5 separate regions of the Mus musculus genome follow, and regions 1, 2, 3 and 4 are each linked to region 5. A link is a loop called in an ENCODE intact Hi-C map of the cell type or tissue named here. Cell type or tissue: left cerebral cortex. All regions are shown on one strand.

Region 1 (5,000 bases), 640 kb before region 5:
AGAGACCTTATTTGAGGAGTTTCTGAGTAAAAAAACAAAACACAACACACACACACACACACACACACACACACACACACATGCACAGACAGACACACACATGCACACACACACACACACACACACACACACACACACACACGTGCATGAGTGCATCCATGCATGCATGCACACATGCACAATATATATACATATGCATACAAATGCACTGACACACAAAGACCCACTGCAGATTTTTTGCTTTATTTTGTTTTGTTTTGTTTTTTGTCTTAGTTTTTTAGTTGGGAAAGATCATCTCACCAACTTCTCCCCTTTGCCTGTGACTTACATTGTCAGCTCACCTAGATTCAGGGCCTCTACACTCAGACCATATTACAGCACTGACCACAGTCTTTCCTACCTTCCATCCCTGAAGATGGCAGCTCACAGCATTTCCCATTCTTCATGATCTTAGAAACCGCCGGGCAGGCATGGTGGCACATACCTTTAATACAGGTACTCGCACTCGGGAGGCAGAGGCAGGCGGGTTTCTGAGTTCGAGGCCAGCCTGGTCTACAAAGTGAGTTCCAGGACAGCCAGAGCTATACAGAGAAACCCTGTCTCGAAAACAAAAACAACAAAAAAACAAACAAACAACTTACAATTGTAGAAACCAGATATTTTCAGGAAGACTCAACAGGCAACTGGACAGATATAGATAATAGATATGTACATATATTCTACAAACTTTGCATATTCTATGTACATCACACACAAATTTGTGAGTGTGTGTGTATGTGTTTGTTATCCCTCCCATTTTGTTTTATTTATTTATTGTTGAGTCTCACAATGGTTCTGTTTGCTGGAGAACTCTGAATAGCACCTCAGACATCCTTCTATAAATGTTACAAGTTATTTCATCACAAATATTATACAACATTTACATGTCTCTAAACATTAGTTATCTTATTTTATTTTTAAAAATACATTGAAAACTATACCAACCGGATCTCCTTAGGGAAACCTTCTCTTTAAAAAAAAAAAAAAAAAAAAAAAAAAAAAAGGACAATTTGTTGTTGGATAAGCAATGGGTGTGATCTTCCTTGGGGAAGATTCTCTTTCTATCCTGGATTATTCTTTTATTACCTGGACCTCTTGTGCAGGACTCAGGCCTTGTGAGCTTTCTCATCTCCACTAGTATATCTATTGTAATCACTCTTGTTCATCTCGTATTTGGATAGACATCTCGGCAAGACTTTATGCATATTGTTTATGACATTCTTAGAAAATACAGTCAAACAAATTCATTCTTTCTCTGGCTTTTATAGAAATAATACAACAATTAGTTATCTGATGTGATATGATCAACCCTATATGCTCAAAAATAAAATTATCTAGACTGTGAAATTATATTTGCATTTCAGAATGTGGGGGAGGGCATGGAATGTGAGAAAAACTATTAAATAAAATAATTTGAAGGAATCAATGTTTACATTTCACAGATTTAAGCATTCAGATGTGGAAAAGGCATGTGATACTTTAATGTCATAAACTACTTAGTTCAGGCTGACCAGGAATAGCAAACTCTTGTCTTCATGGAGAATCCTCGCATTTTCTTACCTTATAAGCACAGAAAACTGCTCTAGGTAAAAAATCGTATACTACCCTTAATTTGTATGCTTTGTTTTGCCTCAAGTTAAAACAAAATGAAAATAGAACGTGCATGTGTCTAGAGGCGCCTCTGTGCATCACTTTCCCTTGTGAACATGTGCTTCTCGATCTGCGTGTACCCAGAACTGTAACTGTCATATATTCTTCTTGCACTATGACCTTAGCATGAACATGCTCAGGAAGGGGCTTATCTTAAAGTGCTTATAAGCTTACTAAATAAAATTAGTTTTTCAAGGGGAGCATTGTTAAGAAATAACTCCTCCCTTGCTGTCAGTAATTAACCTTTCTTCACTCTTTTATATTCACCGATTTTATATTCAGTGGGACACAAACTCACCATCCTCAGTGGCCCTTTGAAACAGAGAGGAGACCAAATGCATTTGCAGTTTTTAATTCTGCTCTTACTTGATTCCCCAAGGAAGGGGGATGCTGGGAGGGTGAGGTGGGGTGAGTGGGTAGGTAAAGGGGTTTGGTGGATGGGTGCGTGGGTGTGTACCCTTTCAGAGGCAAAGGGGAGGGGGTATGGTGTGAAGAACTCTAGGAGGGGGGGAGGAATCAGGAATGTAAGTAAATAAAATAATTTAATAAATATTTGAAATTAAAAAAAATAAAAAAGAAAGGAGTCAGCTTAGACTGATTGCATGTTTCAGTTAAAGTCGGAGGAGTTGATGATAGAGCATGTGCAATCTCTTCCAGACTCACAAAATGAGCCCATGGCCACCTCATGGGGAGTGCTGTGCTGTCCATGCTCAGGGGGCCGCTTGGACGTCAGCTGCTCACTATGATGCTCCCTTTCTTAGGTCACACCAAGAAGTTTTCCGTACTCCCATTCTTTAGAATCATTGTCTCCCCGTTGGTACTCAGGGGACATTTGTCAGATTTCAGTATAAAGTTTTCAATGTTACCAGAAAAGAAGATGAATTTTCCAATCCTGAACAGTACCTTCCTGTGTGTGCCTCATTGTCCAATCTGACTTCAAATAAAGTCACTTCACTAGGTAATGAAAGCCCTCCAAGCTCACTAGACAAGGAAGACCTTAATTAAAATCAATGAAGAAAAAAATCTGTAAAAACAATTAGGCACTTAAGTTGACTCCTTTTAATTTGAGGTCTGAAGGTCTTCTTGGAAAATTACTGAATCGCTGGGGTGATTAAATTTGCTGCCTTGAATTAAGTTTGGGTGAAATCGAAATTGTCTCTCAGATACTGTATAATATATACCACCGAGAAGCAATTCTGGAGTAATAAAAATCCAAAGATAAAAGAAAACATTTATTTAAAGAAGCGGCTAGACGCGGGAGTCAGCTCTTCTCTAAAGCAGATTTCCTTTGTTGAAATCTTTCCCAGGCTTTTTCCCTTTAGAAACAGCGTGGTGGAGCCACTTTCTTTGAGAAATGAATAGAAGTTTTACTCTAGGAAATGTCATGCTTGCATATGAAACTTTTTGTGAGTTTTCATGGTTTACTGGCATAAAGAAAGCAGTGAACAATATAACCTCATTGTAGGATTTATTTTTGGCCTGTTGTATAACATAGGTGATGTCATAGGTGATGTCATAGGTGATGTCATAGGTGATGTCATAGGTGATGTCATGACAGACTGTGGAGGAGATTGTTCTCTCTGACAGGAATCTGTCTCACTTCTGGCATTGATTTCCAGGCCTCCTTAAATTTTCTTTGCCAAGTCCCTGTCCTATAGTCTTTCTCTGTTTTTTGTTTGTTTGTTTGTTTGTTTGGTTGGTTGGTTGGTTGGTTGGTTGGTTGGTTTTTTTGGGGGGTGGGGGTGGGGGTGGATACCTAATCACAATTGTGACCTTTTGTCTTTAATCTACATGAAATCCATTTGGCCAACCTATTTGCCTATCTTGGAGGTAATGTGACTCACTGCCTTCCAAAAATTAGCCATCGAGGCAAAAATTGTCAGACACTGTGCTCAAATTAATGGAGAAGAGCTTTTTTTTTTCATTTTCTGCATATGCCTGTGTACGTGTGTGTGTGTGTGTGTGTGTGTGTGTGTGTGTGTGTGTGTGTGTGTATGCACACACACACGCACAATGTGTATATGAACAGCCGTATGAGGAAACATAGAGTCATGCATTCCACATCATGTGTGCAGAGTGCAATGGATGCTGGTTCTAACATGCCACAGTGTGAGAGACAGAGTCCACTCTATTTCTGTTTGTAGACAGGGTCCGTGGGAATTGGGCCTGGGAATTTGTGGAGATTCTCCTGATTCTCTCTCCCTGTAGGAATGATGGAATTGTAGGTGTGGCACTACTTAGATGAGTTCTTCGCATGGCCTCTGAGCATTTAAACTAAGGTTTTCACTCTTATATTGCTCGAGGTTGAACCCAGGGAACCATTTTCCCTTGTTTGTAATGGGCTGTAAATTGGACAAATTTGAGCCCAGGCTATTTAGGATTACCTTGTGAAGGGAAAAGGAAGTTTAAAAAAGCTGAGAAGTCAGAGAAGACACTGGGTCTTTGTGATAACATGTGGACTCTAACTGACCTCATTCGAAGTCTACCCCTAGGTTTTTCCGGGTTGTTAATCTTTGCAAGTACTGTAATTCTAGTGTCTTTTTCTTATGTAACATGAAATAAATCCTTTTAAGGGACCTCTTTGTCTTCCATCTCACTGCAAACTGTGTCATATAATTTGTAAATTAAAATATACAAATGTAGCCCCCTTTTCAGTAAGATTTCCTGATGGGCTGGTGAGACTCATCAGGTAAAGGTACTTCTTGCCAAGTCTTGTCCTGAATTGGATCCCTGGGGACCACATAATGGAGAGCAGCAGCCAACTCTAACACTCTCCTCTGATCCCCATATCTGATCATCCATTCACATGGGATATTTTACACATGCTCATGTGCATGAACACAAATACACACACTCACATTTATAAAATGAAAGGAAAATATTTTCTGTTGACTAATGTTTTTAACTCCTTGATGAACATATTTGACTGACTTGAGAAATTTCTTATTCACCTCAAATTTTAATTCCTGAAAGTTTCTATCGCATCTTTAAGAAAAACTTACCACTTTCAAAAAGTTCTGCCTTAAGTTTAAGGCTCTCTTATTTGTGGGGGTGGAGTGTTATGAATGATCTCCTTGCCAAAATCTATGTTCTGAAACTTACACTCAGGTGATCATAAGTGGAAGCAGGGATTGTGTTATTTAATTTCTCATTGCTGTGACAGAATTACTGACAAAACCACTCCAGGGAGGAGCTTGTTTTGACTGACAGCTTGAGAACACATCCAACTGTAATCTTTACCAAAGAATGGTGTGGACAGAATGGCTGGAAGAGCATGGCACATCTGGTCACATTTGTCTAGAGTCAGGAAG
Region 2 (5,000 bases), 100 kb after region 5:
CACTGCCTTGCCCATGGTATTTTATCACAGCAACAGAGAAGCAACAAGTAAACTCTGCTTGAACTACCCCCTGTACTTCAGTTGCTCCCTGGAAAACATCCAGTATTCTCAACCCTTTCTTGGATCTCTTACTTTCTTTTTACATTTACAGCAGCCAAGAGAATTATTCCCTAGGGCTTGGTGCTAAGTTCCTATAAATCCTTACATATTTAAACAGCAACTGCCACAGAACTAAATGTAAGCTCTATCATTGGAAAGCTCCAACCTGGAACTTCAAAATAACAAAAATTAGTTCCCAAGCTTGCCTTGTCCAATACGGAAGAAAGATAAAGATGGGGAATGGACAGCAGCTATTTAAGCACAGTCAGCTCTACTGTTTGATCATAATCAGCACATGCATGTTTACTCATGTTTCACTTAGTAAAGGTAGTAGTAATGCCATGCATCTATTTTATAAGTAGTCCCTGTATAGCTAAATACCCAACTATGCATACTCTCCCTAAAGATCTGATACAATGCATTATGTGTCAATTTATCTACTTGTCAGTATAATGTATTCCTTATCTAATTCATTCGACTTTGTGGAATTCTTACAGGGAAGAGGAATTACATTTTTCATGATATTGTTCCCAGTGCTGGGACTATGCCAGGAGTTCAGTGACTCTCCTACACAGACACAGACACACACACACACACACACACACACACACACACACACACACACACACAAACACACACACACACACACACACACACACAGTATAGTTGTCTAAAACAACTGGTGTTGTAACACTCATCATCTCTCCTTCCAGACAAAGAAAAGAGCAAGATGCCTACTGCCACATCCTCTCACCTTTGAGTGATGTTAGCATATCATGCAAATTGCTTGTACAACAACCACCACACCCTTTTTGCTTACTAAAAGAAACCCAGTATTGTTCAGCTAGTAACAGTAGCGTGCGCAAGGAAAACTCACCTTGAAGTAGAGTAAGAATTAGAACTACTCCTATAATACTAGCTGTTAACTTGGGAATGGTGATGTGACCCAATCCTGATCATTGCAACCTGGAAGGAAGTACTTTTAGGGAGACCCTTTTGTTCTTATAATACAAGGATAAAGAATGGGTAGAAGCTGACTAGAACACAGAGGTAACTGGGAGTCACAACTGGACAAGCTTAAAACCTCCCCTTGTGGTCTGACTCTGACTTTTAAAACCAATTTCTATCAGGTATTTTGCTGAAACTGAAGTTATACTAATAAGAAAATAATAATTTAAATTTCCATTACCTTGTCATGAGAGCTTCTTAGAAAATATCACGCTATTTTGCATCATTTGAATGCCTTTTAAAAATACACTTGAAAATGGAAGGACAGAGGAGAAACAAACAAAAATTTACAATGAATCTATTTCCTTACATGTTAGAGAAAATAATAGGTCCAAGATTATCTATCTTCCCAAACAGATACAAATGATAAAGTTGGGGCATGGGTAGGCGAGTGCATTCCTTAGCTTCAGAACCAGAACACCAAACAAGGTAGAAAGGCAGAGATAAATAAAGCAACTGAAAGATGGGAGCAGAGCCCATGCAGGCTTTGCAGGCCTTTTGACTGTGTGGATTTGCATGGGGTTGAAAGGAAGACTCCACAGGCTACCTGGCCTTTCTGCACAGAGGACTGATAAGTTAAGTTCCTATGAAAGGGACAGCCTCAAGGATGGCCACTATTGGGAGTTGAGTTTTACACAACTCCTATATCGCTCTGTCCAGAATGAACTAACGAATGCAACGGTAGTTTGCGAATTTATTTTCCGCAGATGAAATCGATATGTTTCTGGAAAGGACTTTACCCTGCGTTTATTCACTGGGGAGCATTTGTGTCCTGCTGGACAGATGGTAGATGCAGGAGCCACGGTCTGGAGCTGCAGAAGACAGCGATCTCTGCTGCCATCTTCTGATGAGAGGAGAAAGGAACAGAGAAAAGGAGGAATGGTGAAAAATAAAAAGGAAGAAATGCTTCGAAAACAGCCTTTCCCTGACAAGCCAGGATGCTCTAAAGGAAAGTCTGAAAGGAAGGCCTACTCCCTTTCCAAGTAGTAGAAACAAATTCTTCACTGAACCTCTGCCACACCAACCACACTCTGGTCTATCCTTTTCCATCCTATCTGGCTGGTCCAGTAATCACTCTCAGAATGACCCAATAGAACCCCGATGTAGACTCTCTGACACTTGAGAATATAGACCTCTCTGTGTAGTTTGTACTTTGACTCAAAGACCTGAAAGCTTCACTTTATTCCTTCCCATAGAGAAAAAGATTTTTGGCTCAGGTGCCCCAAAGAATAAAGGGGACTGGAGGGTATTTATACCTTACCCTCCTGACCTGGCTCCGAGCTGGTTTTTAATCCATTGAGAAGAGCAGGAAGATAAATCCCACCATTGAAGAAGCTCTTTAGAAAACCCTCTGAAGAAGTCAGCATAAGCCAGGGCTTATGGCCTATGCACGGCTAAGGGACTCCACAATCCAGTCCATTCAGACACAGGGCTTCCAGCTTTGTTGGCAATTCAGCAGGCAAAGAGTAATCACTAGCAGAAGACTGTCATAACTGGCATTTTGTACAAGTTGGAGAAGCAGGGGCTCAATATTAGCATGAGTAAGGAGAAGAAGAATGTAGAGATCTATTAAAAGAGACATTAATCCCCTCAACCACTTAGCAACTACACATTGAAAGCCAATGATACAGCAGGCAGTGAGCTAACTCATCTCTCTCTCTCTCTCTTTCTCTCTCTCTCTCTCTCTCTCTCTCTCTCTCTCTCTCTCCCTCACCTCTCTCTCTCTCCCTCCCTTTCTGCCCTTTCTGCCCTTTCTGTCTCTTTATGTCTCTGTCTCTCTGACTCTGTCTCTCTCTCCCTTTCTCTCTCTCTCACACACACATATACGCACACACACAAATATACTTACAAACATACGTGCACATACATATAAATACACACACCTGCATACACCTACATAAATAACCACATACACATGTGTGTATACATACATACAAATGTACACACACACGAGAGCTTGTCTCCGCAGAACTTCTATTCTAACAAAAGTATCATGTCATCCATTTGAATAAAAAAATAAACCAAGGAAGAAAGACAGATAGTATTTGCATGTGAGTCAAGGTGGTTATTTAGAGGGATTCATTGACATAGTGAGCCTTGAATAAAATTATTGCTTTATGTAAACTGAATGCTCCAAGACTGGGTTCCTCTATGCTTGTTATGTCTATGATTGGATTTGTCCACTTAACACTATATAGTTACCTTCCTTGATCTTTCTAACAGGTTTTCAACTTAAATGTGTTCAGATAGAGCATGTCTTGCTCTGAACTCACTCGGTAGGACAGTCAGATGATGGCTTCTGACCCTCCTGTTTCAGTCTCTGGGTAGCTTGGAATTATAGGGCTTCATCAGTCTCAGCTTTAATTGACATGCTGACAGGACCTTGAACTACTGGGTTGAGAATACAGAATAGAGAGGGAGGTGGGCAGAATAAGGGTGGTAAAGAAGCTATTGCCAAGATCTGTTCCAGAGATAAAGGTGACTAGCACAGCCCTCTAGGAGAGAAATGATACAGTAAGGATTGCTGGCATGTCTTTTGAGGAGACAGCAAAAGTTTACGGATCCTACCAAACGTGGAGTGGAAAGAAAGGAAAGGAGTCAAATATGTCTCTGATGGTTTTCATCTGTATGACTTAAAATTGTAGCTGATCATGAGAGCAACAAGAGGAACAGCTCTTTCTCCCTCAACCAGTGTGTGTGTGTGTGTGTGTGTGTGTTCATTTCAGGAATGGGAGCATGTAGATACTAGAAGCCCATTCTCACGCACAACATATCAGATGTCTTCTTGATAACCAAGTGGAGACACTGAGAACATAGACATTTATGTCAGGGGTATTCAGGAACAACATATGTTCAATGATGAATCTCAGATAAGCTAACTGAACGCCTGAGGAAGAGGAGGACACTTGGAGTCTAACATTTGAGGAAGAAATGCCCTTACAAATATCTCAGTGTAGTGGAACATGCTTTTAGTTCAGCACTTGGGAAGCAGTAACTGGGGGGATTCTGTGAATACATGGTCAGCCTAGTCTATATAACTCCGGAATGAAGGAGTTACAGAGACAAAGTTTGGAGCTGAGACGAAAGGATGGTCCATCTAGAGACTGCCATATCCAGGGATCCATCCCATAATTAGCCTCAAAACGATGACACCATTGCTACACTAGCAAGCGTTTGCTGAAAGGACCCTGATATAGCTGTCTCTTGTGAGACTAGGCCGGGGCCTAGCAAACACATAAGTGGATGCTCACAGTCAGCTATTGGATGGATCACAGGGCCCCCAATGGAGGAGCTAGAGAAAGTATCCAAGGAACTAAAGAGATCTGCAACCCTGTAGGTGCAACAACATTATGAACTAACCAGTACCCTGGAGCTCTTTACTCTAGCTGCATATGTATCAAAAGATGGCTTAGTCGGCCATCACTGGAAAGAGAGGCCCATTGGACTTGCAAACTTTATATGCCCCAATACAGGGGAACGCCAGGGCCAAAAAGTAGGAATGGGTGGGTAGGGGAGTGGGGGGTAGGGTATGGGGGACTTTTGGAATAGCATTGGAAATGTAATTGAGGAAAATACGTAATAAAAAATTTTTTAAAAAAAGAAGTTCTAGGATAAAGAACTAACTAGGGAGATCCTTTCTTGGAAAAAATCAATTAGTATATCATTAATCATGATGTGTCTCCAAATGTTCCCATAGGCCTGTGAGATCTAGCAATGTGCACCTCAAATCATATTGTTTGTTTCTCTTAATACACTTTTGCACACATGACCTTCCTTCTCTGAAAAAGGAAATAATCACAAAGGCTACAAGTTTTCACTTGTGAGAAAGGACTCCAGAGAATGTCCAGGTAAAGTTTCCTGTGACTCATTTTATTTCATTCTATGTTCTGGGT
Region 3 (5,000 bases), 310 kb after region 5:
TTGCACTTATCCAACCATCTTACAAAACCGTGCTCCTTAAAATTGTGGGATGTAGAATGAAAAACCCATCAGGATTTAATGACCGTATTTCAACCTCTTACTGCTGAGCAGAACTTGGCTTTTTTCAGCGTTTCCACCATTATTCAAACGGGAAGGGGATCAAAAGGTACAGTTTTGAGGGGTGTTTTTTTTAAGCTGCCACAAACCATTCATCAAAGTTAAGCACCTTGTTAGGGAAAGGGAGAGAAGACGGAGAGAGACCATGTACATGAGGGTTTGGAGAATATTTAAAAAAGACAATCTCACAGTCTAACAAAATACAATTAACTGAATTTCATCAGGGCTTCTATAAAAAATACACAAAGAATCAATAGGAGGCATAAAATCCAAAAGTGGGTTGTTATCTCTAGACCAGAAAAAAAACATTTCATTAGGCTGAAAGATTTTACACTCCCATTGGGAAAATTGCTTTTCCCTCACACCCTTTGCTCTGCTCAGTACAGAAACTCAATTGAGAAGTCAATCATCAAAGCCACTTAGCAAATGTCACAAGGTGCTGCTGCTCTCCTCAGACATTTGTTTCCTCAATGGGAAATTCAGCTGCTAGGAGCCCTGGCCCCTTTCTTCCCTGTTGACTGACACTCCCCCATCTCTCAGTGGTGTTTTCTTCTCTTGCTGTGTCCTTTACTGTTTGTCTGCGCTTGTTGTTATAGGGAGAAAAAAATCCAATACTCTAAGGTCCTGGGCAACAACAGCTTTTCCCTTTAACATCCCAGCGTTCTTGACACTCACCACCCCAGTGAGAGCCCTGCTTGCCCGAGTTATAAATGAACATCCCTGTCCATCCCTGCAGCCGGGAAAGCCCTTTGGAGGCTGATGGCTGGAGATGTCCTCTTTTGGCATGGCATCCTCGGAAAGGCCTGTTGCTTAGGGGGCGGGCGCTCTGCCTGGTCATCACCCTGCAGGCCACAGATCAACAAGGCTTTCCCTCCCCCCAAAATAGAAGCAAAACCAATGAACAGGGACACGCGGAGAACCCAGGATGGAATTTTGAAGATCAGACACACGCCATCAAAGAAAGAGCTTGAAAAAGATTCTGGAGTTGTCCTTATAAAGTATTGAGCTGAAAAGAGTGTGGCAAGAGACCACTATGCCAAAGCTTGTAGTGAAGGGTAATCAGCGGGAAGGAGCAATTTACCGAGCGCCCCCTGTGGGCCGTGGTTATGTGTTCCATCATTGTGTTTCTGAATTCTGTCTACTGGCCAGCAGAGGCCGGTTCCTTCTTTTATGTGTGTTCTATTTTTTAAATGACTTTTTTTTTTTTTTTTTTTCATTTTACGCGTCTGGGTATCCGTCTGCCTGTATGTCTGCGCACCACATGTATGCGGTGCTCAAGGAGGCCAGAAGAGGGCGTCGGATCCCCTAGAACTAGAGTTATAGACCATTGTTAATTGTCACGTGGGAATTGAACCTTGGTCCTCTGGAAGATCATCGGGTGCCCTAAATGGCGGAGCCATCTCTCCAGCACGACTGCTTCTGTTTTAAAGCACAGGGCTGTGAAACTCACACAGGACATGTCTGAATGCACCTTATCAACTACCAAGTTCTTTACAGAGAATGATCAATGTTTTCAAACCTAAGGGAGTGGCTTGTGCTATTAGTGGACCAGTGTCTGTGGGTGGGATGGTGTGTGTGTACATGTACACGTGCGGATATACAGTTAAGTGTGCATGTGTTTGTTCACTTAACTAACTCAACTAACCAGACTTACTGTGCACACATCTCTAACTTACTTCGTCCTGGCCACGTGGACGTGTCTTAAAGATAGCAGATGGTGACAATGGCGGGCAGCCACAGTGGGGCCCTGGCTCCCCATGAACATCCTGGCATCTATCTGCCACTAATCCTTAAATTTGGAAAGCTATCACTGACAGTCTTCAGCCCAAACTTTCTGTCCTCTCTCAGTCCCCCAGCTGCTTAGAAGCAATTTATCTAATCAATAAAATTAAGAATCTTGATCTTAAGCTGCTGTTAAGAAAAAATTTGCTTCTACTTAAAGAATGTGCCTATGTGTGAGTCCCACTATCCAGTCCTCTGCAGCGAAACCGACAAACATCTTGTTCTGCGCTACTAACAGCTCACGCACCACCAGGCATTCGGTGCAAACATCATTATTTAATATATTGCTTCTGTCAAAGGTCAAAAATGGAGCTGCGCTAATATGAAATTGCAGTCGAAAAAAAGAAGAAATGCTCACATCCCACTACCAAGTGAAAATCATGATATAACAGCAGTTAATAGGATCATAGTTGTGTGGTCTGCTTCAAATGGCTTCAGAGCCAGTTAGCAAATCAACATCACCTGCCCTTCAAAGATCGAAGCCTTAGCCAGGCAAACCTGTGTCTGGCCATCCAAATGTGGAGGTGGACGACGAAAGGTTTTTAAGCTATAGCATGAAGCTGGCTTAAATCATATGTTGCTTAGAAACTGATAGTAAAACTTATGGAAAAAATACCAGTGTGCTTCATATGATACTAGGTAACTCTTGGGTGGGTGAGACAGCTTAAAAGGTAAATCGCTTGCAGCATTGCAAGCCTGACAACTAAACTCAGCCTCTTGGTTAATCCTTGGTCTCAAGAGAGAGCTGACTCCAAAAATGTTGTCCTCCAGTCTCCACAGGAGCTCTGTGACATGTGTGCAAGCAAGTGCACACACACACCGCACACACACGCACGCGCGCAGACACACTCACAAGCTTAGAATACCTTTAGATTTATATACAGAAAGCTTTTTGCATTCCAACCTCTCCATTGAACCTTAAGAACGCCTTTTTTAAAGACACCATACTTTAACTGGAGTCATGCTGCCATCTAGTGGACATTCCTAAGAACTGAGGTATTTCTGTCCTGGAGAAATCTCCGACAGGGATCCAATACAGTTTTTCCTGCGGGCAGCATTTTTCACACTAGCCCTGGTTCCTGGCATAGTAAAAAGATATTTTCAAATGTGTCAGTCACTCTCAGTGATCTGGAGTAGAATTTCTGTGTTTCAGCTTTTGTCTAAAATTGAGAAGACTCAGTAGAGAAAACTTATCTCCCCAACCCCCAGGAAAGAAGCGCCCAGAGACCAAGCATTCTGTCCCTTTTGCTCAGGTCTGCTGTGTGCCTTTGAGGAAACAGACCTCAAAGAGATAGCGAAGGACCCTGACATGTTACTTTCTTTCCCTTCTTGTTGTTCCCAGACAACTGTAAACACCGCTGTGTGATAAACACGGTACCGTTAGGAAAGGGACATGTCACCTCAAACTTGCACACATCAATGTGGTTGCAAAGCTACAGCATGAGGGAGAGATCAGAGAAATGGCTCCTTCCTCAAAGAAGGAGCCAGCAAGTGTCATTTCACATCGCTGTGTCTCGGATCCTCATCTTGCTCGGTGGGTCGTGGCTTCAGGGGATGCGCACATGTAGTTATATCGTGTGTGAGTCTCGTTACCTTAAAAACAAGACAAAAGTATTTCTCACATTTTCATTTGCCCTCTTCTGTTGATAGCAGGCTTTTATTGCTATCAAAAACCAAATGGCCAGCAGACATACAAGTAGCATTCTATGGTCTGAGAAGGTTATATCTATGTAGTTATGAATGTGTGTGTATGTGTGTGTGTGTATGCATATATTTATTTATTTATTCTTTGAGTCTGTGGAGTGTAGCATGGTGCCTGTATTTTATGGCTAATATCCACTTAGAAGTAAGTACATACCATCATACCATGCATGTCCTTTTGGGACTGACTCCCAAATTCTTATATGTAATCAAAGCCTCAATGTTCTCCCTCTGGGTTCTCTTTCGGCTCTTTAAGCAACAATAACTTCAAAACAATAACTTTAAAATAATCCAAGTCTTTGAAAGAGAGCAAGAAGGCAAATGGGAGGAAATGGAGAAGGTACATGATATAATTATATTAATCTCAATTTTTTTAAATCATTGTAAAAGCTAAATAAAATCTCCCAAAACAAAGCTCTAGGGCATGGGTATTAAAATACCAATTTTCTATGGACCCTCCAGGCTTTTTAGAAGTCCTGAAAGGTAGGATTATGGGAGCCGTCACTATCAAGGCCCTACATCCCAACCCCTGCAACCCCACAAAATAAACAGATACAATTCTGAATAGGACATTATGTTAAAATGCAGAATGTAGAATGATGCCTGTGTACACTGATGACAGCAATGTCAACACGCACCTGCGTGTCAGTAAAGAGCTGAAAGAGAACCCGAAGGGAGAACACTGAGGCTCTGATTACGTATAAGAATTGGGAGTCCGTCCCAAAAGGATATGCATGGCATAGACTCACTTACACATGAGTATTCGCCATAAAACATAGGATACCTATGACACAAAGAAGCTAAACAAGAAGGAAGGGCCCAAACAAGGAAACTTGAATTTCACTGAGAAGGGGGGATAAAATAGTCATAAGAAGCAGATGGAGGGAGAGAAGAAGGAAGGAGAAATGATGGGGGGGATGGGGGATTCGGGATCAGGTGTGGGGAGGGACAGGAGAGAAGGGCAGATGACCAGAGAATGAAGAGAAGTCTGCCCCTGACTGCGATGGGGAGGTGGGAGCACTTTAAGGATGAGACAGAGACCTGGGATAAGGGAGGCTCCCAAGAATCAGGGGGGGATGACCTTAGCTGTGACTCACAGCATTGGGGATATGGGATTTGAAGAGGCTACTTCCAGTAGCCAGGCAAGAATCCCAGCGAAACGATAGAGACACTAACTCACCCACAAAACTTTCAACCCGAAATGTATCCTGTCTACAAGAAGTGCAGGCATGGGGGAGGGAGCAGAGACTGAGGGTATGACCAACCAATAATTCACCCAACCTGAGACTCATTCCATGGGCGAGCACCAGTTTCTGACACTATCAGTGATACTCTTTATGCCTGCAGATGGGAGCATGGTGCCCTCTGAGAGGTTCCACCCAACAACTCACTCAGACAGA
Region 4 (5,000 bases), 350 kb before region 5:
TGCCTTCGTAGTCAACTGGTCTTTATTATTTCTTTGTGTATCTTAATGTCCTCTCCTTCTAAGTAGACTAGTCAAATTCAATTAGGGAAGACCCCACTATTTTTGTTTGAGTTTAATTGTTCATCTAAAACACAATCTCCCAAAACAGCCGTATCTTGACACACTGGGTGTTAATACTTAAGTATGTTATTTAGAGTGATACAGCTGAGCCTATGATGCTGGTAGATGAAGAAGTTGCATTTGTAAGGAAAGAAACGAGCACTGCGAGGATCTACCTACTTGAAACTGACCAATAAACATTGACTGTAATTATGATAATACAAATAACCTCATGGGCATTTGTTCCTTTCCAGTAGAGCAGACTGATATCATACTTAAATATCTGGGGTTTACTTCCATTGGTAACACCAAAGCTGCTTCCATTCTTACTCTCTGAATCCATAAAGATTATATCTAATTCAGTCATCAGGTACATGCCAAAAAACTATCATATGTTAGACACCAAAGTATTTATGAAAAGAGAATCTTATTTATAACATAAAAATATGCCATTAAGCTAAACTCAACACGTTTAATTAATTCACCTTCTTGTGTTCTCTGTTGTTCTGTGCTAAGCATTTTAATGCTTATACTTACAGATTATGTCAAAATATTGTGTCAAATTAAAAGTAAAACATATGCTATGATTTCTTTTGGCAAACAGTTTACTTCACTTGTTTTGATTCATGAATACTTGCTCATTGGTGGGTTCTGTCCCTATTTGCATTACTTAACTAGGTTAAAGCCCTATCTTCGAGAAGTCTAAATATTTTATATTTTAAAGACACTCTCATGATACGTAAGTGTATGTTACAGAAAATATATACTTTGAATGGAAATATGCATATATGTGTATGCATATGTGTAGATATATTTCTATATCTGAGTTGTAGATAATAGAGAGTAAATTTTTAATATGATAGATTTAGCTTCCTAAATAAAGCATTAGTAAGATATATTTGAAGATATAATTGATAAATTTAAAACTTGATATATTTATAATTAACAAGGATAAAAATCTAGGATCATTAGTTTTATTTCTGGTCATGAATCTTATTAGATATGTGAATTTATAAAGAACCAAACAAAGAGGAATGGCACCTCTTCCGTAGCTGAGAGTCATTAATTCTTTGTTAATGCAACACACTTTGGCTCTTCGGGCATTATTACAATGAAGAATTGTGTTTTACAAAACAAGTCAAGAAAATACATTAAATCATGACCCCTTTCCTTTGCAGGACTCCAGTCTAAGTGCCCTGAAATGAACTTTTTAGTTAATTAGTATTCCTCTGTTTGTCAGTTCAAGTAATTACTCTTCTCAATTTAATTGAAGTGTTATAGTGAGGTGCTAAGAGCTTGGGAGGAGAGCCACCTGATGAATTGAGTTCACTGGAAACAAAGCAGAGAGTTGCCATCCAGAGTCAGTGGAGCAGCCTGTTGGAAGGTGAAGAGGGGTAGACAAGTGATGGGAAGAATTAACATCTCCTGCTCCAGTAATTGTGTTGGAAGGATGGGTTTCAAATATCCATTAATTTAAGTGGTCTTTATTCCATCATTAAGCAAACAGCATATTTGGCACCAGCTTTTTCATACATTTAGCACAAATAGACCATGGAGTGCGTACATGCCCTTGGGAGTAATTCTTACAGGATACATCTGTGCCCCTTGTGCCCGATGCCGATGTAACCAAGGTTGGATGATTACTAGGCAAGCTCACAAGAGCACTGCTGCTTCTCCGGGGGGTGGTGTGGGGGATCAGAAATGAAGCTTTTCACCTCTTAGAGCTGAAACCTCAAGGCCTGTTTGTTCAAGGGTAATATGTCCCAGAGAAAATGGCTTGGTACCACTCAAGCTCCTACAATCCTGAAAGTTTTAACTTAATAAATCAAAAATAGAAATGTCATACTCTCCAGGGTCTAATCACCATCACTAGCCTCCTTGAATCTACTCCCTCCCAACAATATCTTGGAATTTCTGAAATTGGAGTATCTCCTAACATTTTCCTGCTCTAACCCCTTGCAAAGACCGATAAGTTAATATTTGGTTAAATCTCAGACATTAAAAATTATTATGCCTCAATAATCTCTGAACACATAAATGAGTTTTTTTTTCCCTTGCACGTGTCCTATTAGATGGAAAAAGAGATGTCAGGTGATATTGTGTGTCTCATCTCCTTTAGTTTTCTCCACAAGGGGATGCTAATATGCCAGTATTCTTATGTAGATGAATATCATAGTTCTAAAAAACATCTAAGACTGGATTTTATTCATTTATTGAAATAACCAATAAATATCCATTTTGAGTTACTGTAATAGAAATACACACACACACATTGAATACTCTAATTAGGGAGCATCCTGAAAAATAATGGTCCTGACTTCAAACACAGATCTAAAGCTTGGGCCCTGAGGCCATGCTGCTTTGAATTGTCAAAAATAAAATGAGGACATTTGACTCTTCTGGCTAAAGCACACGGCACTGAAACAATTAGCGTAAACTCTGCTGATCTGTATACAAATATCATCCCCTCCAAAAACAAAAAAGCATGAATAAAAATGGATCTTGATACCTGTAGTACCCAGGAGGCATGGGTCTCCATCAGTGCCTCTTTGAGACCCTGCATCTCTATCTAATACTTTCCATGGCCATGTATTCTAGCCCATGTGCCTCTTTTTCAGAACCTAGTATAAGCCCTTCAGTTTGAGAATAAGCCATGGTGTCATGGAAATGCCCATACTCCAGTATATTGCATTGTTGATTTTGACTTTGTCAGAAGATAGAACCTAAATATCCCTAGGTATTTAGGCTGCTATTCCCAAAAGTCAATTAACCAGTAGTCATCTTGACATGAAGTGTCCAAAATTAACAGTTTCATTCTTAAAACCATGGTGAATTTCAACCTTAGACAAATTAGACTTTAAAAATTACTGAAGTCAGGACTGGAGGGATGGCTTAGAATTTAGGTGAACTGGCTGCTTTTCCAGAAGACCCAGGTTATATTCACACCATCCACACAGCAGCTCACAACTATCTCCAGTACAATGTAACCCTTCCTCTAGTGTATCAAGAATATCAGACACTCAGGGGGAACTGACATACATGCAGAGAAAACACCAACACACATAAAAATATGTAATTACATTAATAGATCTAATATAGTGCCATAGTAATTATATTAAATATTGCTTAGTTAGCACACCTTTATCTTACATGAAAGTATTAGTATAGATATACCAATGGGAGAGAGAGAGAGGAGAGAGAGAGAGATGCAAGAAGGTCCTAGAATGTTTAATGCTTAATGCTACATTAGATAATTATTTTAGAAGACCAACATTAAATTGTTGGGCAGAAGAAAGCACTAAGTCAAAAATCTGACCAAAATTCATAGCTGAACACATGACCCATAATAAACAATTTCATTTATGTCCTTTGGTGATAAAGAAGACTAATGTTGGATCATGCCTATATTTTGAGTGCCAGGGCATACAGTATATCCTGTAAATGTTTCTGTAAACTGCCTTTGCTTCTGCTTCTCTTCACCATCACTGTTTTCTCATTCCACCTACTTGTCTTGCTTGTTGTCCTTTTCACATTGCATGCTATATACAGAGAGGCACCTTAGTTTATTCTGGATATTAAGGAGGACATAAAGGCATTCGTTAAAAATTAATGACTGAAACTCTGCTGTGCTGGAGGACCCTGATAAGGTGACCTCAGCCAAATGACTGAGGTAACATCTTCAATGACAAATTATATGGATGCCATATTCCCTTGGTAGACGATGTGATAAAATGATAATTTACCTCCTTGGTGCTCCCGAAACCCATTGCCCCATTGCAAACATGGGAGAAAGTATCAGACAAATCCTAAAGAAAGGAAAATTTATAAAATAGTTGACCAATAAGTATTCTTTCAAACCACCAGTTCTGAAAAACCTAAAACAAAGAAAATGTTGGAGAGTCTCTCACAGTTAGAAAGATCTTAGAAAGATTATATAACTAAAGACAATGGGGACATCCAGGACAGGTATGAATGGAACAAGACCATGGGCAAAATCTAGAAGAATTTGATCAAAATATAAATTCCTATTCATAATGGTCACTGCTATTTCATTAATTATAACAAACTGTTGTCATTTAAAGCAATAATGATGGGGAAACTGCAGAGTGTCTAGAAACTCTCTTCATGCATTAGTTATTATAAACCCATTTAAGATAGAGGCATCTATAAGAATAAGCAATAGAGTCTGATTATTGTAGATACAAGATGACTGACATCCTGCCTGTGGTGTGGTTTTGGACAAACACTCTGGCTTACAAGATTATGTTTCCTGCATCTCTATGGGGCTGGTATAAGTAAATGTTTTTTAACAGAAGAAACATATCGCACAACTAAGCGAATTTAGAAAAGAATGTTTTGGAGACTCCAGTGAATAAAAGGCAAAGATGATGATCAGTTCGAGTGATCATGGTGTGAAATTTCTTCCGAAGTATGACAGACTACTCCAGTGAAGGAAAGAGTACTCAATCAACACTGTCTGGCCCACGTCTTCTGCATCCCATTTCCTAACAAAGGCAGAATGCAAACACCTTGTGAAGAAAGTGTCTTATGTCCCATAGGAATCAACTTCAATAATATCTTAGTGTCCGTAAGCATAGGACACCTGCTCATTCTACTTGCTATTTATTCATAAGTCCCTCCTTCCGGCTTCTTTGAGAGCTCTCTGGCACCTTGACCCTGGCAATATAATCCACAAGTTTTTATGGAAACTAGTCAAGTTTACCTTCCGGTTTTCACTCTGTTTGTCTAGTTTCTTTGGTCTTCAGATTTCTATACCTTCTATCATCTCAAAAATAAAAGTGGTAATGCAAGCCATATTAATAAAGATGTCAGCTTGCTGACCTTCTGGTAGCATAAACAAGGGAATTTACAAAGGAGTAGGTGGGTCTCCTATTATATTA
Region 5 (5,000 bases):
TCTCTATTCCTAGAGGATGATATATTCTTTTATAAAATCTCATACATCCATGGGTTGATATGATGCAAAATATAGCACATTGATCCCAAACTATTGATGACAAATCTAATCCTCATGAGTTACTATGAGTAAACTTTCCTTCCTAGAATTAAGTGGTGGTGAAGTATTTCTGGTGAATCAGTATTGCTATTCAGATTGGCCTGGTTGCATGGATTCCAAAGTGTTTGCTTCTAATATTTTAACATTAAAAAAAATCAAGAGCAGGAAAAGAAACAAATTTCACAGTGTACACTACTGAAGTTGGATGTTAATGTTTTATCAAACGTGTTCATTAATCCATTTGTTTCTATTGAGTCATCAATTCATTTTACTGTTTGGTGCACTTCAGAATAAACAGTTGACCTCCATACACTTTGCCCATGACTTCAGCAACCATCTTATTAACCCGTGAGTCTTAACTTAATCACTGTATTTTTCCAGCTCTATTGAAATCAATATACTTAGCAGTTATTAGATTCTGTCTTCATCTCCATTTGACCTTGAGTGTCAAAGTAGTTTGATCTTCAAAAATTGGCCGTAAGGAAGAATCCCAGAAATCAGAGGAGGTCCTTGAACTGGTCCCAAGCTGTAGTGCCAGACACACTCTTGGCTTTGAGCTCTTTCCATACACTCTGCTCCTCAAACTATTCCAAGCAGGTAGACAACAGTATAGTTCTTTTCTCAGGCAGTGTTGAGCACATAGCAGTGTCGCCTATCAATATAAAATTTGGTATTTTAGTGAGAACATCTATTTTATCTGACTCTATTTGAAGATAGATATAGATAGACATAGATAGATACAGATGATATGTAGACATAGAAACATAAAGATAGATAGATAGATAGATAGATAGATAGATAGATAGATAGATAGATAGATAGATGGATGGATATGTAGATATAGAGATATATGATTCTTCCTAGGGAAGAACTGTATAAAATAATTTCACAGACAAAGTCTTTCCTTTATGACTGCCTGGATATGAGCTGAACAAGGACAACAATAGTCATTGTGGTTGGGGCAGAGACCACAAGGTCTCCACCTTATATAGTGACTTCCAGTAACTAAGGAAAGCTGAAAGCAAGCAGGAGAAAGAGTCTGCCCCAGGAAAGAGCAAAGCAACTGGTTATCCAATACCAACAAGTTACATTATACAAACTGAGCAGGGTGAACTCATGTATGTATTCAGAAATGTGCATGTGTGCGTGTGCATGTGCGTGTGTGTGTGTGTGTGTGTGTGTGTGTGTGTGTGTGTGTGTGTGTGTGTGAAAAAACAATTAGAAAAAAGATAGGCCATGATTTTTTAAGAGGAAGGAGAGGTATATGAGAAAGTTTGCAAGGAGGAAAGAAAATAGGGAAATGATGTAATTAAAATCTCCAAAAATAAAAATTCATTTATAAAAGTAGGTATCTGACAAATTTTAAAAAAATCTAAAATGATTTAAGACATAAAGGAAACAAGTCAAGGTTTCTACAACTGTTGAGGACCTTGGGCTCGCTCTCTAGACTCTGCCCTCCCAGACTGACTTCCAGACAGACTGACTCCCAGACTCCTAGACTGCACTGTCTCTTGCCTGCCACTTCCCACCATTGACTTAGGTTTAGCTTCCTTCACCCCAAACCCTCATTTGCTTCCCTACATTACACATTCACTATAGATCATTTTTGTTTATCTATCTATCCTGGTGATTAGTGAGAATCTGTGTCCATTAAGCTGACTTTGATGCATCATTAAATAGAAGACAAAGGAGAAGAGAGGTAACGAAATGTCAATAGTGGGTGATATTTATGGCATTCCCCCGGCATGGGAACCAACGATGGTTCTGGCTTTTAACCGGAGTCTCAACCCTATGACTCACTGTTTGGAAGACCTTGTGAGTTACAACCTCTAGCTTCCTGTCTTGGTAGAGAATGCCCACTGGAATTAATAGGTGCAGAAAGCATCTTGTGACCTGCTTCTGCCATACTGCCTCAGTCTCCCAAAGCATACAGCGCAGCACTCACAGCCACATCAGAGGCTCAGTAGGCCCTTATTTTCCTGGAACACTGAGTTGAGAGACAACACAGAATTCACCTCTATTTCAACCTTGACCTTCCTGAGTGAGCATCAATGTTTTGGAAACAGCAAGACCCTAAATTTTTAACTCATATATGCTTATGCAATAATGAAAATAGTTATTGAGCATAAATAAATAAATAAATATGCTCTCTAATTTGTTTCTTCTACCAGCCTCTCCTAGCATTCAGAATAGCACCTTTAAAAGGGTTCTTTAAGGCTTTAGCTTCTTACCTCAGTACTACTGTTAACCATATCTCCCTCTCCCTCCCCCTCCCCCTCTCCCTCTCCCTCTCCCCCTTTTTCTCACCTTCCCCCTCCGCTTTTCCCTCCCTATCTCCCTCTCCTCCTCTCACCTTTAGGAGACCATCATATGCCTGGGGTGGTTGGTTATTACCTTATCCCTAAAATGTTGGAATTGACTGTGGCTGTAGGAGGCAAGGTGGTGAACTTGAGTCTCCACAGACTAACAGTTCTCAGCTCTCTGCTGCCCTCTCGTGGGAACTTGGCACAGTGGTTGTTCCTAGAGGGAAGCACTCTGTCATTGTTGAGCTAGGTGGCAGGAACCATATGATATTGTTTTAAGTATACATACACCAAAAGAAGACACAAGAAATAATTTTCACCCCTTCTATTACTATTAAGTACATGGATAGAGTTTCATTTTATTAATAATAATAGCTTTCAGCATCCATTTAATGTAATATAACATATTTCAAATGCCTGGGATGTTCTCCCTCTTTTGCCTTTATTTCCACTTCCTGTTGATCTTTGTTTCTATTTCCTGTTAATCTAGGTTTTATATTTTATGCCTTTCTAACTCTTTCTAACTCCCTGCCTCCATTTTTCCCATTCACACACCAGTCTAAAATTCCTTAACTTGCTTTTCAGTGATATCGCACTATGTCTGCTAGACCCGCATCTCTCTATTCTGATTTGAATACAGAAGAGCACGGCGGGCATTGAGAGTCATGATTGTCTTTTATCTCCTCCAAGAAACGTCCAAAAGTTCTGCATTATTAAAGGAAATGAAAGGAATTAAAGAGAATATCATAGTGACCTATAGAAATGACAAGAGGTATTACGTTGATGGATGGGTACTGAAAAAAATAAAAAATTAAAAGATGGCCACTTTCAACTCTCGTCGAAGACAGGTCCTCTGTAATTCATTTTTTGTACCTAGATATCCAAGGGTGTTTACAGCTAATGAGCATGCTCCCCAGAGGTATATTCTAAGTCACTGTAACTATCACTAAATAAGTCAGTTTAGCTTAAGGAGGACCTTTGGTTATTCATCATAACCTGGTAAAAGCCTTCTTACTACCCTCCACCACCTGAGGCATGTTTTTATTTCTCTTCCAAACACTGGTACCTTGGTTTCATTTGGTTTGATGTGGTTTCTTTTTCCTCCCAACACATCACATTGGAGCTCTGCAGTCAACTTTTTCTTTCCTCTGTCTCCCCAGAAACAATAGTGTTGCCTCGGTGTAGATGGAGAGAAAGGCAATAAAGAGCGCGAAGTTCCTGGCTTTCCTGTGTAGGGAGGAGATGAAGCACAATGTGGATGCGGGACATCCAATGCTCACATCTTCAGGGCAAGTAGAGGGAGCTGGACCACTGCAGCTTCCCTGGCAGCAAGGCAATGAAAAGGGGGAGGGGGATCACCTTAAAAATATATAGCATGATTGTCAATGATAACAGCAGAAAAATCAGCCGTGCCCACTCACAACCCCAGACACACAGGAGATGTGGGCAATGTTAATAGTTTCTAGATCTGAACAAAGCACATCCTCTTGCTCCCAAAATTCCATGAGGACCTAGATAGGCCTTTTCTAGCCAGGGATCCGTCACAATGAACATCCCTCAAGCCCTCTTTCAATGATGTTTAAAACTTCAGATACAATGAAATAACCCGCCTAAATAAAATAACCTATCTCTGTAATAAACTCATAATCAATAACCAAGACTCTCATTCTCTGAAGGTGATCCTCCTAGGTTGTAAACTCTGAAGCAGAACCTGAACCTAATGGAGAGATTGGAAGGAAGGGAGTAGAGAAACAAGATTAGACCAAGAGAAGCTGGATACTAACGCAGGGAGGTTGACGCCTTGATTCCAGTTGGTACCAAAGAGTTCAAGCAGCCTCCGAGATTTAGATTAAGGAGAGGAAGATGGGGTTTTATAACCTCAAATTAAAAGCCATTACATCAAGTCTACCCCAGAAGGCCATCACCCTGGACGTACAATCTTGCCCTTGTGAATCATGATGCTGACACTCTTAGTGGGTAAGACAATAAGTGTCCCTTTTAAAGCAAGGAGTTGGGTCCTCTGTACCCAGCAGTTAGTGTCCTGCCTCTTGTGATAGGAGCTAAGGTAGACCTATGTCCCTATGCCACCTTCCACTGTATGCCAGCAATTGTCATTATTGTCTTTTTCTATTGGAGTATTAAGACATAAAAATAAGTTCCCGATCTAAAGTCACCCGGCCTTCCAGGAGAGGCTAGGAAGTCCTCCTGTAGTTCTTCAAATAACGTAGGGAAAACCAACTATCCATGGGATCTAGCAGTGAGTCCTGGTTGATCCCTGTTGCTCCAATGCTCTAAAGAAGGTGCTTACAAGGGACTTGTAGCCTGAAATGACTGAGACCCACTTGACCCTCTCTGGCCACTCCCCCTGCACCATTCTTCCCTGGACTCAGTGGTCAGAGCCCAGTAACTTTAGCCAGAATACAAATCCCTCTATCATGCCATCTTCCATCTCAGCTGTTCTAGGAGAGTCGCTGCAAAAGCAGGCAGTTTTAAAGATTAGACTGCATGCATTCTCAGGCCACGGTGCTGATAATCTATGCAGCCAAGTGGTTTCAGCTTCCATGGGTTCACCCTGGGCACTGCCCATGAAGCCAATGG

Evidence for each region. A loop is a pair of places that touch in the nucleus more often than their neighbours do. Peaks named below come from ENCODE experiments on the same cell type or tissue, not always from the same donor. Only the 100,000 strongest peaks of a DNase experiment are listed, where the experiment ranks them.
Region 1: it touches region 5 in a loop (4-fold over the local background); 2 of 42 quality-filtered maps call a loop at or near these places.
Region 2: a loop joins it to region 5, with 2.9 times the contacts of the local background. A loop is called at or near these places in 3 of 42 quality-filtered maps.
Region 3: a loop joins it to region 5, with 8 times the contacts of the local background. A loop is called at or near these places in 14 of 42 quality-filtered maps.
Region 4: a loop joins it to region 5, with 3 times the contacts of the local background. A loop is called at or near these places in 4 of 42 quality-filtered maps.

The regions. Positions count from the first base shown.
Region 1 is chr12:97,225,452-97,230,451 of GRCm38, forward strand. No RefSeq gene overlaps it. Among named protein-coding and RNA genes, the nearest start is that of Gm40552, 14 kb to the right of the region's middle. In left cerebral cortex, a CTCF peak has its summit at 3,002; a DNase peak (open chromatin) is centred at 3,010.
Region 2 is chr12:97,972,390-97,977,389 of GRCm38, forward strand. No RefSeq gene overlaps it. Among named protein-coding and RNA genes, the nearest start is that of Gm35326, 100 kb to the left of the region's middle. In left cerebral cortex, a CTCF peak has its summit at 1,954 (motif pointing left); a DNase peak (open chromatin) is centred at 1,910.
Region 3 is chr12:98,179,165-98,184,164 of GRCm38, forward strand. No RefSeq gene overlaps it. Among named protein-coding and RNA genes, the nearest start is that of Gm47415, 73 kb to the left of the region's middle. In left cerebral cortex, CTCF peaks have their summits at 1,252, 1,452 (motif pointing right) and 2,880 (motif pointing left); DNase peaks (open chromatin) are centred at 1,755 and 2,795; H3K4me3 peaks cover 205 bases; H3K27ac peaks cover 667 bases.
Region 4 is chr12:97,518,595-97,523,594 of GRCm38, forward strand. No RefSeq gene overlaps it. Among named protein-coding and RNA genes, the nearest start is that of Gm35274, 220 kb to the right of the region's middle. In left cerebral cortex, a CTCF peak has its summit at 2,209; no DNase peak of the experiment used is centred here.
Region 5 is chr12:97,870,025-97,875,024 of GRCm38, forward strand. It overlaps Gm35326 (a long non-coding RNA gene), which reads right to left and starts at 3,725. Exons shown (of 3, transcript XR_381821.2): 1 at 3,469-3,725; 2 at 2,494-2,619; 3 at 162-751. In left cerebral cortex, a CTCF peak has its summit at 2,593 (motif pointing left); a DNase peak (open chromatin) is centred at 2,586.